Linked DNA regions of Homo sapiens: region 1 is linked to region 2. A link is a loop called in an ENCODE intact Hi-C map of the cell type or tissue named here. Cell type or tissue: IMR-90. All regions are shown on one strand. Links, peaks and the distances in the headings refer to the core of each region. The heading gives the core; the rest is flanking DNA.

Region 1 (9,133 bases), core at 608-8,607, 97 kb after region 2:
GCTCTGTCACCCAGGCTGGAGTGCAGTGGTGAGATCTCGGCTCACTGCAAGCTCTGCCTCCCAGGTTCACGCCATTCTCCTGCCTCAGCCTCCCAAGTAGCTGGGACTACAGGTGCCCGCCACCATGCCCAGATAATTTTTTTTTTTATTTTTTAGTAGAGACAGCATTTCACCGTGTTAGCCAGGATGGTTTCGATCTCCTGACCTCGTGATCCACCCACCTCGGCCTCCCAAAGTGCTGGGATTACAGGTGTGAGCCACCGCACCCAGCCTGTTTTGTGATCTTATATAATTAATTTTGTATTGAATTGTACTTTAGTCTTATGCTATTGGCTTAGACTGAGGGCAATTAAAAATAAAGTAGAGAAACAAAACCAAAAAAAATACACAAAATCTACTATTATATTATTCTACAATTGTTGAGGATATATTTCTATAAAACACATACAAAAATGTCCTCTTTTTAAGGAACTGTGAATGAAAGTTCTCTCAGGTAGGGGTGAACCTATAGAAGTGAGCACCCTGGTCTAGGCCAATAAATAAATATTTAATGTCTAAATAAAATAATTTAATATTAACATTAAATTAGTCTTGAAATTCCTGCATACTATGTATTTAATGGAGAAGATGAGATCTTGTAAGAGGAAGAATGCAAGGAGGATCACTTCTGTCTAAACTCTGGAACAGTTCATCTCCTAACATCCACCCCACACAAACACACACACACACACACACACACACACACACACACACACACACACAAAGAAACCTACAGTTAAATAATCCATTCTCTGTGAGCAGTGTAGATATTACTTATTGGAATGTATTAAATAGCAGACTCACTCTCCACACACACACACTCTAAATAGCTTATCAGCATCTTCCTTCAGTAGAGAACTGTGGGGGTAGAATACTGTGATAAATATGCTTTCCCAATTTCTTGTATTTCTAGTACTGTGTTGGCATCCAGTACAGTTTATATCCCGGATATCTGCCCAACTAGACTGTTCCATAAACTTTGTCTCTGGTCTTAAGACCAGAAGTAGATAAGCTCTTCCTGAGACATTACTTGTTTTTATCTTTTGGATAAAGACATTGGAAACTCAATGGCTGATGTATTTCCGTGTTTGCACTGCATGGCCAAAGCTCAGAGCCAAATCTGCTACATGCCTATAGCAAAATATATAAAGTATTGTATATTTTACTTTAAAATGTCTGAATATATATGCAGTGGCTTTAAAAAGTGCCTGGAACAACACAGACACAATAAATATTAGCAATATTTGTACTAGCTTTAGTTGATGTTGCTGCTATTTTGGTATTACCTCTTATTTTGTATCATGTTTCCTAACTTTATCTTTTTTCCTCTCAATTTTCTTATTTGTTTTCTTTATCATACTTTATCTATCTTTGTAAACTATCAGAAAGTCTTTTTAGAATGAAGTAGCCTATAACTTATAAGTAAATATTTATATTTTATCCCCCAAAGAACCTGGCAAACCATTTTGACTCAGTGTTTGTTTTTTCAATTTAACTAGCAAAAAAAGTTCTCTAGATAAATACTGTTGGATTACAATATCTGGAAGACTTCAATAGTAAATGTCTTAAGAACATTTATTTATCCTCAAGAACTACAAAACATGAATCGGATTTCCAGTATATGCTTTATAATTAAATTTAAGCCAAAAAGAATTCTTGAAATATTATTTAAAGTTATAAAGAATGCATCTAAAATGTGAGAGCCAATAAAATCTAAAGAGAAAATTCTTAAAATAAAATGGACACAAGAAGAAAAATGAATTAAAAAGCACTTACATATTTAGTAAAATAAATGTGCTTAGAAAATAGAGAACTGGCATGTGTGATCCTAAGACTACATAGATATTATAATCCAAGCAGAAGTCTAAAATATAAAGCAAACCAATTTGATAGAGAAATATTTGAAGTAGAAAAAATAATGATGCCATCACATTTGAAAAATATAGTCTTCATAATTCTTACATTCTTTCAAGTATCCCAAGTGCTTTCGTGACATTATATAGTCTGAGTTTATTTTTAGAAAGCCTTGGTTTTTATAAATAAAAAGACATTCTTTCTTTTTATAGAGTCACTATGAATGGCTGACTAAACTTCTAAACATATAAATACACTGCCATGGATATATGATACCCAAAATGAATTTGATGTAGAGGAAAAAGTAGTTCACAGACAAAATTTATTTAGATTTTGTCTCTTTCATGTTTTCACTAAATATATATATATATATATATATATATATATATATATATATTTGCCAATAATGCAGTGTCAGTTCTTTATAAGGTGGCTTATTCCTGGAAACTCTTGTTATTTTGTAATTTTGTTAATTATGTTGCCCTTTATATTGATGATTTAGATGTTTGAACATATCTTTTGTAGCTCTCTGCAGCCACATGTTATTCTTTTTGCTTTTGCTCCTGGGACTGAAAACTGTCGTCATCAAGAACTTTTAACTAATCTTTAACAGATTTTAAAATAACTAACATATATTTAAATGTCATTACAAATAATATAATGCTAGCTCATATTTATTATTATACTTGTTGAACTTTGGATTCAGTTAAAGGAATAAAGAATTATTTAACTTAGCATTTTCTTACTCTGACTTTTTAATCCTTTTTTACCCATTTTTAAAATAAATACAGTGTACCACTAAGGCAAAAGTCCCCAAAACTCTATTGTCTTCTTGTTCTTTCATTCTTTAAAAATATATATTGTATGCCAGCTCTTAATTGTGTTCATGGAAACTTGTAAAACACTAATCAATATTCTATAAGCCAGATAAAATAAATATAAAAGGAAACATTTTATATCTGAATTTTAGAGGCTAATTCCCTTTCCTCAAAGAAAGAGAAGTTATATTATTCTCAAATTAAAGTGAAAATGAGTATGCTTTCTTATTGCTACTTGATTATTTAGGACTATATAGTGCCTTAAAGTCTCTATACTATCCTTTCTGGTATAAGATTTATTTTTCTAAAATTTGAGAATGATAAAATTAGTAATAAATTTTGCTAGGAGTTATAGCATCGATATTGGGAAAAAATAAGGCAACTATATTACAGGCACTAGTAAACATAGTATTATACATATTTCCTAGAACATATTTGACTATAAACATTTTTCTACAAATTAAGTAGATATTGTTGTCAATGCCTAATATCTTACCTATTTTTCATGGAACATAACATGTATGAGGCAAGGTTAGTTATACACAAGATGAAAAATCATGGTGAAAATATGATTAGAGTATCTGCTTTAGCAAAGAGAGAAATGGTAATTCTCTCCTCATTTTAAACATAAACAAGTTTCCTATCTTTATAATTAACCTATTGATAATATAAACCAAAGCACTTATCACAGAACATAGCAGTTGCTCAATTATTTTATTGATCTTCAGCAGTTACTAATACATTCTGTAAGCTAGCACACAAATAAGGTACTTCACATAGAATAATGTCTTTAAATTACACTATCAGTTGCCATGTCACATTTAAAGAACTCATTCTCTAGTTATTAGATGTACTTGAATGTACTTATGTGATTTAGAGAATGTCAAGTCATGCAATATATTTTTGCAAATTTGATGAATTTTCATTTATATGTGTTAATTTTAAAATATTGTTTCAATCATTTAATATATTTTCTACACAGCTCTGCTGCATGGTCAATGAACAGTATGTCATTTGTGGTTTATCGTCAGCCATTTTTAATTAGACGAAATCCAACATTGCAAGTTTTAAAACTGAAGATTAGGCATCATTCCAAGTAGCAAATATTTTTGTTTTGGTTTTCTTCTAGGTTAATAACTTCTCTGACATTTGCACAACTGTGTTTGAAATATAGTCTAATAGAATATGTATTTGCCTTCTATAAAATTAATGTCCTAGACGATGATAAAATATGTTGAAGTTTTAAGGGAATTATTTTTTTTATTATCTTGGATTGGTCTATGAATTAATGAAATGGAAATTAATATACATGAGAGGATCAACTATAACTTTACATTAATTTAGAGTATTATAAGCAGTGGCTTAGAATAAGAGTTTACTTTTTGTGAATATCCAGGATAACTTTCACTAGCTTCTCCCTTTTTCACAATGCATTTCTTGGTAAATATTTTGTTATCATCACGACAGTGGGTGTTTCTAAAACCCATTCATATATTTTGCCCCATCTCTTCTTCCTTAGTGTGTTTTCCTCCTCCTCCAGGAAACCCCTTTTCTGCTGCCACCTGGAAGTACCCTCCTTTTTGCTCCCCTCATATCTTTGGCATTCTAAGTGCAATTGTGTTTACCACACCGTACTACAGTTGTGGTTTACTATCATTCAACCAAGATCTCTTGAGAAGAAGAAAGGCCATTTCTGCACCCAGTACTGACCACAGAAGTAGTGGGTTCTTATTAAATTGAAATTCATGAATGGAGGTTTGGCAGTTAAGTTTTTTCCTGTTATATTAAAACTGAGAAGCAATCCTAAAGAAAGAAAAATGACTTGGATAGAAACTCACATTTTAATCACATTTAGATGGTTCCTGCCCACTTAGTTAAAACAACTAGCATCTTTATCTATAAGTTGGATCATGTCAATGTACCTTTCTCAGCAGTGACTTCCTCTCTCTTCCCTCTCAGCTTCCCACACAGGGACATTACAGCCACGGATTTGCTCTTACTTTGAAGAAGCACGGGTACCTCAGTACCTAGATCTTCTTTTGAGTTTGCACAACCTTGGAGATGCAGAGTAGTTAAGTTGTAGTCAGAAGAGCCCTGATTCCTCCCGGCTTGGATTAAGTGGTACCCTAAATCCTAAATACCTTCTAATGCCCTTTAGTCTGGGCCTGGCCAGATACTTCTTTCCTGAGTCCATTACCAGAAATCTTTGGAATGTGGCCTGCAGAGACCACAGACAATTGGCACTCATTTTTCAACAAACAAAGTAGGTTAGAAAATAATTTTCCAGCTATAATAATACAAAGAGCCACCAATCATGAAATATTTATTTATAATAGCAATGCACTCTGTATCTTTGTTAAAATAACACAATTAGCTAATTGTTACTATCACCATTTTACTGATGAAGTCACTGAAATTCAGAGAGTTTATGTAACTTGTCCAAAGTCCTACAGCTGGTTAAGCTAGGAGCCAGAATTCAAATGATTTAGTTCTAACACTAAAGCATGTGCTCTTAATCTGTATACTATGTTAGGATGGGATTAGTTCCATATGGCAATTTTTAGCAAGAACCTGATATTGGGACATGACATAGCAACAAGAGAAGAGAAACAGAGATACCCAGAAATACACAGGTCATTCTATAAGTAACTACTATATTGCAGAATAAATAGTGAATGCCAGATAGGCACAGCTAAAATTTCTAGCACTCCAACTCCAAACCAAATTTTGTTAACTATTTGGGAGAGGACCTGACATAGCTTCTGCCATTATCTAAACAGACAGAATCCACATGATTCTTGGAGGAGGAAAAAATTAAATAAACTCAGATTACTTTCTTTTAATCTTCTAGACTCCATCCGTACAAGTGGAAAATTCATCTGACTCAGTTAAAACTAACATATTTAAAGCACCAATTATATAGTCCAATTAAAGTATTATCTAAATATAACATTTAGATCATAATTTATTATATTATAAATATTTGGATATTTATAAATATTATATTTAGATATTTATAAATATTTATAATATTTAGATATTTATAAATATTTATAATATTTAGATATTTATAAATATTATAAATATTTAGATATTTATAAATATTATAAATATTTAGATATTTATAAATGATATTTATAAATATTATAAATATTTAGATATTTATAAATATTATAAATATTTAGATATTTATAAATATTATAAATATTTAGATATTTATAAATATTATATTTAGATATTTATAAATATTATATTTAGATATTTATAAATATTAAGATATTTATATTATAAATATTTAGATATTTATATTATTATATTTAGATATTTATAAATATTATTATAAATATTTAGATATTATTTATAAATATTTAGATAATATTTTATTTCCTCTAAAGAAAGAGCCATGTATTCCTGGTCCAAGATTATATTCTAAACACAGGCTTAACTTAAAATAGACCATGATCACTACAAAAAGGAAGAAAGGTGATAAATAACACTTAAAAATCTCACATGTACATTAGTAGACCCTTTACAAGGAAAATATTATTAAAGTTTAATGTGCAACTAATTTAGCTCGGTGAAATATTTTTGATATGTATTAAAAAATCAACCTATGGCTAGCTAACAATGTAATTCTCAGAATATGCAATATCAACATAAGACTCTGTTCATATTTCTGAATTAAGCACTTTAGTGGATATTGGTTTAGATGGGCTGATTGCTTGATTTTAAATCTTATTTGATGAATTTGGAATGGAAGATTAAGAAATAAAGGTAGAGAGGTATGATTGGAGTATAAGTTATATTTAGACTGTGAAAAGGGAGAAGATTAAGTTTGTGGTCTTTGCTTTTTGTTTTCTGGCGTTTTGGCGTGATTTTTTTTATTTTTATATTTTGCTTTTCTTATACATAAGCATGAGATGATGAGATCCTAAACTTCTAATGCACAGGCAATAAAGGTGAAGAGTCGTGAGAGATTCTAGAGCTATACTGGAGATCAAATCAGTTGGACTTGGCACCCAAGTTGATATATTACAGGCGAGGAAGAAAAAGCACTTTGCAAATGACGGCATTTTCTATTATGAATAATTAAGTGCATGGTACCTCATGAACTGAACTAAGTAGTGCAGGAGGATGGACAATTTTTATAGGAGTAGTGGCAGGAATAGGGAGTATAGAGGGAGAGAGAAGTGGTCCTGTGACAAACGCAAGAACCTCAACATGGAAAAACAGGTAAAGTGAACAAGAGATAAAACAATCCAGGTAAGACATAGTAAATCCAAAATGAGTCAATGCTCCCAAGCTTCTTTTTAGGTTTCCTAACATTTCTCTCAACACCTAGAAAATTCATTATGAATTACTTCATACATGTTACTATATCATCATTGACAAACACCTAAAAGTCCCTGTTTCCACTGTCAAGATAAATGAGTATAATAAGACACAAGTCTTGAAAAGAGAAAAAGCAATAATAACCAAAAATTGTATGATGGAATGAATAAAAGAAGCCTGGCAATACTGATAGAAATGCTGGTATTGAAGGAATTTCAGTTCCATTCACTTGTGGGAATTTGATTTGTTCAATGTAAACAAAATGGTTTCTTAAAGAATTTCCCAGAATTCCAAATGGTTAGAAAGAAGTAACTACTCTGCTGATTTTATAAATAAACTCCTGCAAAAGTGATGAAAGTTAATCTTTTTTTCCCCTTTTTTTAACTTAAAAAGAATTTGAAAAGAACTTAAAATTTCAAGGTTTAACACCATGAAACTATGACTAAGGATGAGCCTTTTCAGAAAAGAAGGAAGTCTGAAAAATATATAAACAGAACCAAGGAAATTCTGTGCAGATACAATCCAAGGTGATTAGAATTATTTTATATCTTCAGGTTGAGAAACTGAACAAGCACAATCTCTTAGAAATTTTTTAGACTAGTCAATGTCCAATTCTAGCCAGTGACTCCTTACACACTTCAGACTATAGTTAAAATAGCTGAAAAATTATTTCTGCTGTGAAAGTACAAAGAGAAGATTCAGCTTGTTATGATCCTCTTAATAGTTTCAGTGATTCAATGAATTTGGACAATTTCTTATAAGAACTTCATGTGCATATAGCAAAACAGAGAGACACCAATTAATCCTTTTTGATAGATGGATGACACTGAATTGTGAAATAAGGTCCCAAGATCTAACAAACAAATGAATTCAAGGTCATAAAAAGAAGAAAAATCTTAATAGCAAATACCAAATACCAATACACTAGGAGAAAAATCTTAATACCAAATACCAAATCTTAATGCCCTTAATACCAAATACCGATCTTAATACCAAATACCAAAATACAGCCTCAAACAGGTGAATCACTCATTTGTCATAGCCTCAAAGCCAAAGATGACTGAAGACCAACAGAACTTTTTGCCCCAGTTTTATCCTGAGAAAGTTTCCAGGGTAGTTCTGTCTCTGCATCACCATTTGAAACCAGTGAGAGAATGGGATTATTGGCTGTCATTGCTATTGAGGCTTTTAGAAACCTCTAGTCATTTTCAACTCTCAACTCATTACATTAAGGAAGGCGGCATCACTGCATTCTCTAGTAATGTTTAAAGATGTTTATGAAGCAGCCAGGATGTAGAGGAAATAGTACTGGGCTTAGATTCTGGTTTATGTTCAATACCTAAGTTTACTGTCTTTTAGGTATGTAAATATAAGCCCTAGGTCCCTAATCTGTAAATACAAATAATGATACATACTTTAACTGTATCTTATAAGAATTTAGTAAAATAAATGTTGTAATGTGTCCTAGACAAATTAGGCACTTACTAAGTGGTTTAAAAGAATTAAAAAATCCATTGAACAGGCCAAGTGCAGTGGCCTGAGCCTGTAATCCGAGTACTTTGCAGGGTCGAGGTGAGAGGATTGCTTGAATCCAGGAGTTCCAGACCAGCCTGGGCAACATTGTGAGACCCTATATCTACGAAAAATATAAAAACTTAGCTGGGAATGGTCATGCATGTCTCTAATCCCATCTACTCAGAAGGCTGAAGTGAGAGGATCACTTGAGCCTGGGAAGTAAAGGCTTTGGTGAGCTGTGATCGCATCTTTGCACTCACTCAGGCAACTGAGTGAGTTTGTCGGAAAAAAAAAATGAACAGATATTTGTTAATGACATATTATGGATCAGGCTGTCCAGAATCTTATGAATAAATGAAATAATTTTAAGGAAAATTGAGTCTCATGGCCAGTTAGTTTCACTCTTTCTCTTTATTGTCAATACCCACAAACACCAGCCAGTCTCCACAAAAAAAGAGAAGCAAAGCAATAGAACGAGCAATTTTTGTGGTGGGGGATGATTGCAAGGGACAGTCTTTCTTTGTATGTAAATAAACCCACAGGGCCATGTATCTGTTGAAAATGTCCAAGAAGTC
Region 2 (9,133 bases), core at 518-8,517:
AAAAAGTGCTTTTTACTTGTATGCAGACATTATTCTTTCCAAATATAACTATCATTTTGTGTCGTAATAGTTTGAAAGATTTTACTTAATACATTTATATTATTGAATATTTAGTATCAAGTGCATTTGTATTAAGGATGTCAAGAAACATCAAAACAGTCTATTTAACAAATATGTAATGTTTATTTTATTTTACAATAATTATTTTATATTTTATTTTTCCTCACTAAAAATTACTTAGACATATATGTCAATTAACTTTTATGATAGACCAAGAAAAACTCATATTTACCTTCTCTATATATGAATCTTATTCTCTGCTTACCTCAAAAAAAATTTTAATATAAGTAATAAAATAACATCTTTTACCTCCTTTGTTAGATGAATTCTATTTAGTATAAGAAGTTAGGCCAGCTGCAAAGTTGGGCACAGTCCCCCAAACCACCCTCACTTCTGACACCAACTGCAAGTTCAAGGGGTTGCAAAAATCACCCTCAGTTTCCATGCTTCGCTAGAAGGTATTCACAGAATTCTCTTAAAGCTGTTATATACATGGGTACAGCTTCTTACAGGAGAAGGATACAAATTAAAATTAGCCAAAGGAAAAAGCACACAGGGCAGAGTCAAGAAGTACAAAACACAGAGCTTCTATTATCTTCTCCCCGTGCAGTTAAAATGCATTACTCTGACTGCTCTGATGTGTGACAGTATGCTTGAAGTACTGCCAACCAGCAAAGCTTACCAAGCCTTTCTGTCCAGAGTTTTTGGGGGGACTTCATCAACTAGACATGATTGATGGACTCATTGCTCACATGGTTAATCTCAGTCTCTAGGTTGACTGATACCACATGAATCGAAGACCCTACTCTAAGTCAAAATGTCCTATTTGTGGCATGACCAGGCCCTTCTCTAAGACTCTACAGGTGTAGTTAACTCTTGCCCGAAATCACATGGTTGGATTTTCCAGTATGACCCAACTCCTACTCTATGACCAGCCCCAGCTTGAAGACTATAGAGGTGTGGCTAACCCCTACTCTAAATCATATGATTGGACTATCCTGTATGACCCAAGACTTCCCAAGCAAAGAAAGATATTATAGAGATTACCTTCTAGAAGCTGAGGGCAATGGCAAGACCTCTCTTTGGGCAAGGCTAAACTCTTTACTACACATAGGGGTGGGAAAAGTTAGAAGTTCAGTTTTCTTGTATGTTAGTGATATTGTTTTCTCTATAAATTTTCACACCTTCCCAATAACCTTTCTATTTTCTTATGAAAATAGTGTATAGATATTTGAAATATATCATTCCTGGTAGTTTATCTCATAGATATGGATAGCAATAGTTTTTCTCAAGTCAGTTATTTTATCTCATAACATTATCATTATCTTACCTGAAAAAACCATTTGAAATTACTGAAAGAATGTCTATTTAATAAAAACACTTTAGATTATTTTAATGTATCTATTCAATATTTGTTGAATTCTCTTGTATGTCAGATATTACATTAAGTACTTTGTATGTAATAATAAATAAGACCTGGTTCTTTCCTTAAGGAATTACAGTCTAGTGGAAGAAATCAACAGTGACACGATTACGGTAGAAAGGAATAGTTACAATGAAACTGTACAGAGGGCAATAACTAATCCAGCCTTACAATTTCAGATATGGGAGGGGTATCCAAAATGTGGGTTGAACATTCATAGCCAAGTAATGGAAGTGGGAGGTGGGGCAATCCAGGCAATGCAAGTGATATATGCAAAGTTTTGACGTGAGAACACATAGCAAAGTATACCCTATTCACTGTGGCTGGGGCACAGGAGTTAGGTGCAGGGGTAATCTGTGGAGGCTGAAGGTGTGTGTACTTCACTCTCACACAAGAAAAGCCTCATTATTTGTTTAGTAAATGCTGTCACTGTCATGGGTTATATGTACTTGCTAACATAATTCTGAATGTAGCTGAAAAGAAGTGAATACATATTATCTTAAGAGCAGATACCAAAATTCTTGACAATTTGACAAGTTCATTCAAACAAGGCATATTTAGCGTGATTATTTGCTTGGCACTGTGCTGGACTTGAGAAGACAGCGCATACAGCTGTATACATATATAACACAGGGATACAACATGTCTGCTAAATAAAACAGACGTATTTCCTCACATCAAACTTATAGTCGGCCAGGGAGAACAACTTCAACCACATAATCACAAAAGTGTTTAACTGCATTTACGATATGTAATATGACAGAAGTTTCATGGTAGCATAATAAAATATAGAAAGGGTACCTGCCTAGTCCACAGAAAATGGAAAGACTTGCTGGAGAAAATGATTTCAACTGGTATTGGGTAGAGGTGAAGGTGATAGGGGAGGGGGTATTGAGGTTATGAGGGGTATGAATCACAATTCCAGAAGACAAGACAATGTGATGAACCAGAGACTGAAGAGAACAAGATACATTTGTGGTCCTAAAAAGAGAATGTTCTGCCTGGAGAGCAGAGTGTGAGTGAGATGGCACACTAGGTGAGCTGGAGCATCAGAGAGAGCCTAGAGAATGGAATCAAGTTGGCTACAATAATGCTATGGCTTTTGTCCCAGGAAAGGGAAATTTTAAAGGTTTCAGTTTATCTGCTTTTATGGAGACAAGTGAGTTGGGCCCAGCTGCATTTTTAAAAGGTTATTCTAGGTAACCAATAGAGGAAAGAATAGAGTGGAACAGTGGTGGAAGTAGTGATCAAATAAGATGTAGGGGTTCAGGTGAGAGATGTGGGTAGTTTGGACAAGAGGCAGTAGTGATGGAAAGAATGGATAAATTCAAGAATTTATGATGAGTTTATGAGAAAGTTGAAGAAAGGGAGGGGTTAAGAATGTCCTAGAAGTTCCTGGAAAGTCAGATGACTAGAAAAAAATGAGTATTTGAGGAAGGAAAGCCAAATGCTATCAAGAAGTCAAATAAGATGAGCTGAAGCAGTGGGACTCAGATGAGAATTGATTGAAGAGTAAGAAATGAAGAAATGGAAAAACTAAAAACAGAATAGATATTGTCAGAATCCAAGTAAAAATCAAACAATCAAACAGCTTAATATGAGAAAATAAGAATTATTTATTTCCAAGAGAAAGAAGAGAAAAGAAGAGAGAAGTAAGAGATTGGTAGTAGGAGTGGCTGCCAACAAGATGGCAGAGCACTGGGAGAGGTGAAGGTTACTGGGAAATTCCCAGTAAATTTACGGCCAACAGGACTTTTAAAAACAGAATTATGCAGTGGATGATACTTTTCAAGGTTGATTTACCCTACCTTTTTTTTTTTTTTGATATAACCAGTTCCAGCTCCTTCAGTTGTTCAGTAAACTAACTTTACTAGGTAAGACTTCATGCTATTTGGTTTTCTGATAAAATAGAGAAAGTGCTGAATTTCTAGTCTGGAGCTCCCTGGTATGACAAAAATAAATAAATAAATAAATAAATAAATAAATAACAGACCAAGAGGACAGAAGGAAAAAAACTCCCCTATTGCAGGAATTTGTAGAAATCTTGGGAACTGTTTCAATTTTTGACCAATCTATACCTCAAGGGACTGGAAGATCTCAATCGACATTAAATTAAGACTGGCTAATATCAAGGATTAAGGTGTGTGGCCACTGATCAGTTCTTTATATGGAGATATTAATATTCTGTTCCAACTAACTATACCAATATGCTCTCTCAGCTATTATTCTTAACCTCATTAATCCAGCAAGGGTTGCAAACCCAAATGTTTTCCAAGAACTGGAGGGAACATGATATATGAAGAGGTTATTGGTAGAACCTATGGTGAAGCAAAACGTTCACTCCATGTACAGTCATGATACATCATAGGTATCTAGATATTTATCACTGAAATAGTAAATCAATATTTTTGGTTCATAGGAAAACCAAATGTCCATTTAAAAATTGAGTTTTCCAAGTTTTCATTCTAAGAAAATATCTTGGAGATAATTAACATGAACTTTGACATGCTCCTGCTACCATACAAGCTGAGTGACCTTAGTTATCTTAGTTAAATTACTTGGATTCCTTAAGTCTAACTTTTACTGTTAATCAAATGGATATAATAAGACCTATCTCATAGGGCAGTTGTCAAAAAAGAATTGAATAAAAGTGTGTGTATGTGTGTGTGTGCCTGTATGTGTGTATGTATGTGTATATGTGTGTGTGTATATATGTGTGTGTGTGTGTGTGTGTGTGTGTGTATGTATGTATGTATGTATATACTTGCACAGACCAGGACCCGGTATAGAGTAGGCATTGAATAACTATTAGCTATTTTTGGAAATTACATTGAAATGGTGTCTCATCATCACAAGCAAAATTTCCTCAAGACTCAAAAATATGTGTTGAACACTCTTGGAGGCAATAGAATAGAGCATTGAACAAAACAAATACTCTTGTCCTCGCAGAACTTATAATTTGGCAACAGAGTACATGTTAGTGGAATTGTACATTTTCTCAATTTCTGCAAACTTTTAGTATCTTTGTAAAATGAACTGTGGCACATATTAAAACTAGTCAATTAGATCAGCTTTGTGAAACCAAATCAATCATTCTTCCAAACCATATAGTATTTGTTTGTACTCATTGATACTTAAAACTTATTGATACTTATTAGACCTTAATATTTCTCTTTAAGAGATATCAATGAAATAGTTTCATCCCTTGAGTTTCTCTCGATATAACCCTCTGATTGTGGAAATAATAGAATGTTAAAGATATGAAAGCTAAAAAATACCTTATCAATAAATTATTCACTTTATTTTTCAGTTGAGAAACTGAAGCCTAGAGCAAGGACATAGAGTTAGCATGTCTAAAACACATTCTTTAAGTGGTGTTCATTTTGTTAGGGGAAAAAACTACCTCTTGGATCTTAAATGCCACATAATTGGTGAAAAATGTACTGATTTGAATAATTGCTGTTTTTGCTAACAGCTGGATTCCAATGGGGAATTACTAATCCGAAATGCGCAGCTGAAACATGCTGGAAGATACACATGCACTGCCCAGACAATTGTGGACAATTCTTCAGCTTCAGCTGACCTTGTAGTGAGAGGTAAGAGTTTCAACATTTTAAAATTACAAAACCAAAAGTATTTGACTTGCATAAACATGTATAATCTTCTGGTAACTCTGGTGCAAATTCTTACATATTTAGAGTCTCAATCCCATGCTTAAGAATGGATCTTAAGCTTCTTCCCATGCCTAAGAATGATCTATGCCAGACAAGTAGTAAACAACACTGATTTTGTTTGTTTTACTAACTACGTATCTTCTAGAAAGTTACACCACATATCTCCTACTAAATGTTTGTGCTTTGTAGACTTACCAAAAGTTCTCGTTTCCTGCTAATACTTTTTAGTGTGTTGTGTATAGTGCTGTTTCCTTTTTTATTTCTATGGAAAAGATATATACTGATGCTGTTTACTATAACCTCAACTGTTATATATTTATCACTTTTGTCTTAGAGTGTAAAGTTAATTTATACATGTATCATGTTTTTATTTGTTGCTGGTTTTTTCAAATTAGTGTTTTCGTTCTTATGAATAATATAATTGAGATTGTGATGGAATATACATTTATTAAAAATGCAACCCCTTTGCTACTGGCCGCTGCCATAGCAGTGAGGCTGGCTGGGAACACAGCACACCTTGTTTAAAATAAAGAGCTGGCTCTTCACTGACTGCCCTTTAGTTTTGCACCCAAGAAGTACCATGTGTTGACCCCAGCTTGCTTACCTTTAATATCTCACTTCATGTAACCAACTCCAACCATCTAACTAATCCACAAAAATACACTTTAACTTCCATGTCAGTTGCTTTATTCACAGTATTCCTTCCATGTCTTTTTCTCATGATTTGTTGACCAAATCTTATTCATCCTTCAAGTCTTAAAGTATATACTAAGTTCATGAATCCTTCTCTTGATGTCCCCAATATGAGCTCCGATCTTCTGAATTTTCATAACATATATTGCTTTCTCTCATATGTTTTATAGCAGTTGGTACACAGTTATCTACTCTCCTAAGTTGTAAAATTCATATATGTTTTTTTTTTAGTGAATGGCAGAGTTCCTTTGCATTGTTTCGTAGCTCTCTCTTTCTGTCTCAGTGTCAGTTAAAATTACTATTTTTTCACATTTCACCTACTAAAAATATTTATTGAACATTAATTGTACATTTTGCCTTTACTTTTCACACTATCAGATAAATTGGCAATAAAATGATATTTGTGGCTTGTTTATTTTAATTCTCCTTCCACATCTGGGTCAATATAATTTTACTCAATCTCATGCAGCTCCTGCATTTCCCTCTAGAGCAATGTTAATATGGGGTCCCTAAGCAACACTGGGCAAATGCTGAAAACTCTTCTACTCCATTTGAATATATTCTCCAATAGAGTTTTAAGAAGTCTAGTTGAAGTTTCTTCATCTGAATGAACTTGGAAATACATTCCACAAACCACTTATTGAATAATAACAAATAAAAATGAGACTACAAAATCCTAAGTCAAACAAAATTCATTTAGGTTCAGTATTTTCATTTATTTTGTTATCTGGGACATTGATTGTTTTCAAGAATTATTAGGGAGAGGGATTAGAGGGATTAGTTCACCATTCTTCCTAGTCAGACCACTAGCTGTTAAGTCATTTCCAGAAGTAGCCAAAGTGTATATTTAATTGAAATTGCTTGCATATGAAAATAATTAGCATTAATATTGCAATAGGAGTTATGTTACAGTGTGTGGACATAAATGTCTTCATATGATTACATTGTAGTAAACTCATAGTACTATTACCATAGAATACTCTGTAATATTCAGAGTGAAGAGGAATTTTACAGATGAAATGCAAGGGTAGTCATGATACTAGCCACACATACTTAGGTAATTAATTATCACCACTATATGTATTTTTATAGAGAATCAATAAAAAGAAGCTATAGCCAATATTATGTAGAAATAAAAACGTATACAGCATTTTAAGTCCTTGCACTATAGTAGGATGCTAATAAAACCATACAGGTACATGAAAATACTGCTTACCTCTGTTAAAGTCAGCAGAGTCATAACCATTCTTCAAACTTTATTTCTAATAATAGAAAAAGTATCCATTTCATATCAAAAGAAATTTGCAATTAAAATAGTCAAATATATTTGACTATTGCAGAACTTGTGTCAAAAACATGTATAGATGTTCTAATATGCTTTATATATTTAAACCAGAAGGTAGACAATTAAACAGTTGTTTTTATTTTTTAATAATAATGGTGAGCAATGTATAAGACATGCCCTGCCTTAAGTGATATTATTATTGGTCTATTTATTCATTTAATTATACTTTTGTATCTAGTTCAGGAAATCATAACCTGGAGTCTATGAACAGGCTTTAAGGGATCCATGGACCACCAGAAATTGTACATAAAATTCTACGTGTATGTACATTTTCCTGGGAAAATGATTTGTAATTTTCATAAGATTTTCGTAGCCAGCAATGTCCCACAAGGCATTAAAAAGCTAATCTATTTTTTATTTCCCCATCTAGATCAAGACTCTCTAATAAAATAAATTGAAGAGATGATTATTCACTTTATGCAAAAGAATAAAATACTAATACATTTCATGTAGTTAAATCTAATAGCACATTTAGATTGTGAATTGCTTTTAAAAGATTCGATTTGCACTCAACCCTTCAAAATTACATGTTTGTAAAAAATATTAAATATGTTATGTAGTAGACAGTAGAAATCTATAAGAACTTTCCATATTTGAGATGGACTAATTTTAATCCATATTCAGATATTGGTAATCTGAACTGCAGCTGCTGAAATTAGTGGTGCAATGAGAAGGACAGTAAACACAGTAGAGGGGAAAGCAATTTCATCTGAGGATCGCTAAAAAATTTTTTATAACAAAATTATTTCTGTGTATAAATGATTATGCCTTATCAGAGAAGACTGAAACAAAAGTATAAATATTTAGACATAATTAAGATTGTGGATTTCTTTTAGCCTACATCACACTGAAGGAAATGAATACATAGTAAGAACAGTGTTGCTGCCCTAATCAACATGTGTGTGTGCGTGTGTGTGCATGTGTGCACGCATTTGTAATTGTGGGTGGAAAAGGGTGAGTATATGCATACAGCATGATGAAAGCAATTTCTATCAGAAAAGAAGTGTGTTTTAATTTATTCCTTGCCTTTTTATTGTATATTGAGCTTAGAATGTAAGCAGTCAAGTAGTTAAATCTGAATGCCTCTAAATATAAAACTAAAATTAAATGTAGGAAAAATATAGTCAATGGAAAATGTAGCATTGGATCTGATTTCATGGGGCCTTTTACTGAGAGAAAACACTCCCGCTGTGAGTTTTTTGTGTCATGTATGGTAGGATTTAGAAATGAAGAAAGCAGTGGCAATTGTCGCCAAAGAAAAACAATCTGTAGAAAATGTCCCCGATAATAAGATATGAACTATTGTAATTCTGTAAAAGCATAAATGTGTACTTATAGAAAGCTATAGCACTTTAATTTATTTACCATATAACTGGGTCCAAAGATGCTTGAGGAAAAGAGGCCAGTAAAGTTGCATGCATTGTCTAATCCTCCAGCTCTGCAAACAACTTCAAATCATGAGATTGTATTGACCATGTAATTTTCACTTTTCTTTTCCAAAGTTGGCTTTTATATGAGTTATATCTGTTAACTTTGGCAACATTTCTGTTAGTCTTTCTATAGTATAGAGATTATTTTTGCAAGAGTAACATTTCTTCAAATGCTGTTGTCCAGGAGGTCTAACATATAAAATCGAAGATGAAGATAAATAAATAAACATTTGTGTCGTCACAACCCTGGCAAAAGCAGATTATCTACTCTGAAATAGGACACCTTCAACCAGCCCCCTAAGGATTCTAACAAATTTAGATAAATAAAATATGAATCTATATAAAAAATGAAAATTGATGGCCAGGTGTGGTGGCTCACAACTGTAATCCCAGCACTTTGGGAGGCCAAGGAGTGCGTATTGCTTTGAGACCAGCCTGAGCAACATGGCAAAAAACCCGTCTCTACCAAAAATACAAAAATAAGCTAGGCATGGTGGCAAGAGATTAA

The links. A loop is a pair of places that touch in the nucleus more often than their neighbours do. Peaks named below come from ENCODE experiments on the same cell type or tissue, not always from the same donor. Only the 100,000 strongest peaks of a DNase experiment are listed, where the experiment ranks them.
Region 1: it touches region 2 in a loop (2.2-fold over the local background); 1 of 110 quality-filtered maps calls a loop at or near these places.

What each region holds. Positions count from the first base shown.
Region 1 is chr12:41,051,179-41,060,311 of GRCh38, forward strand. All of the region lies in intron 23 of CNTN1 (contactin 1), which reads left to right. Among named protein-coding and RNA genes, the nearest start is that of PDZRN4, 130 kb to the right of the region's middle. In IMR-90, for the core only: no CTCF peak of the experiment used is centred there; no DNase peak of the experiment used is centred there; H3K27ac peaks cover 163 bases.
Region 2 is chr12:40,954,156-40,963,288 of GRCh38, forward strand. CNTN1 (contactin 1) reads left to right here. Exons shown (of 24, transcript NM_001843.4): 15 at 4,959-5,079. Among named protein-coding and RNA genes, the nearest start is that of PDZRN4, 230 kb to the right of the region's middle. In IMR-90, for the core only: no CTCF peak of the experiment used is centred there; a DNase peak (open chromatin) is centred at 5,086; H3K27ac peaks cover 770 bases.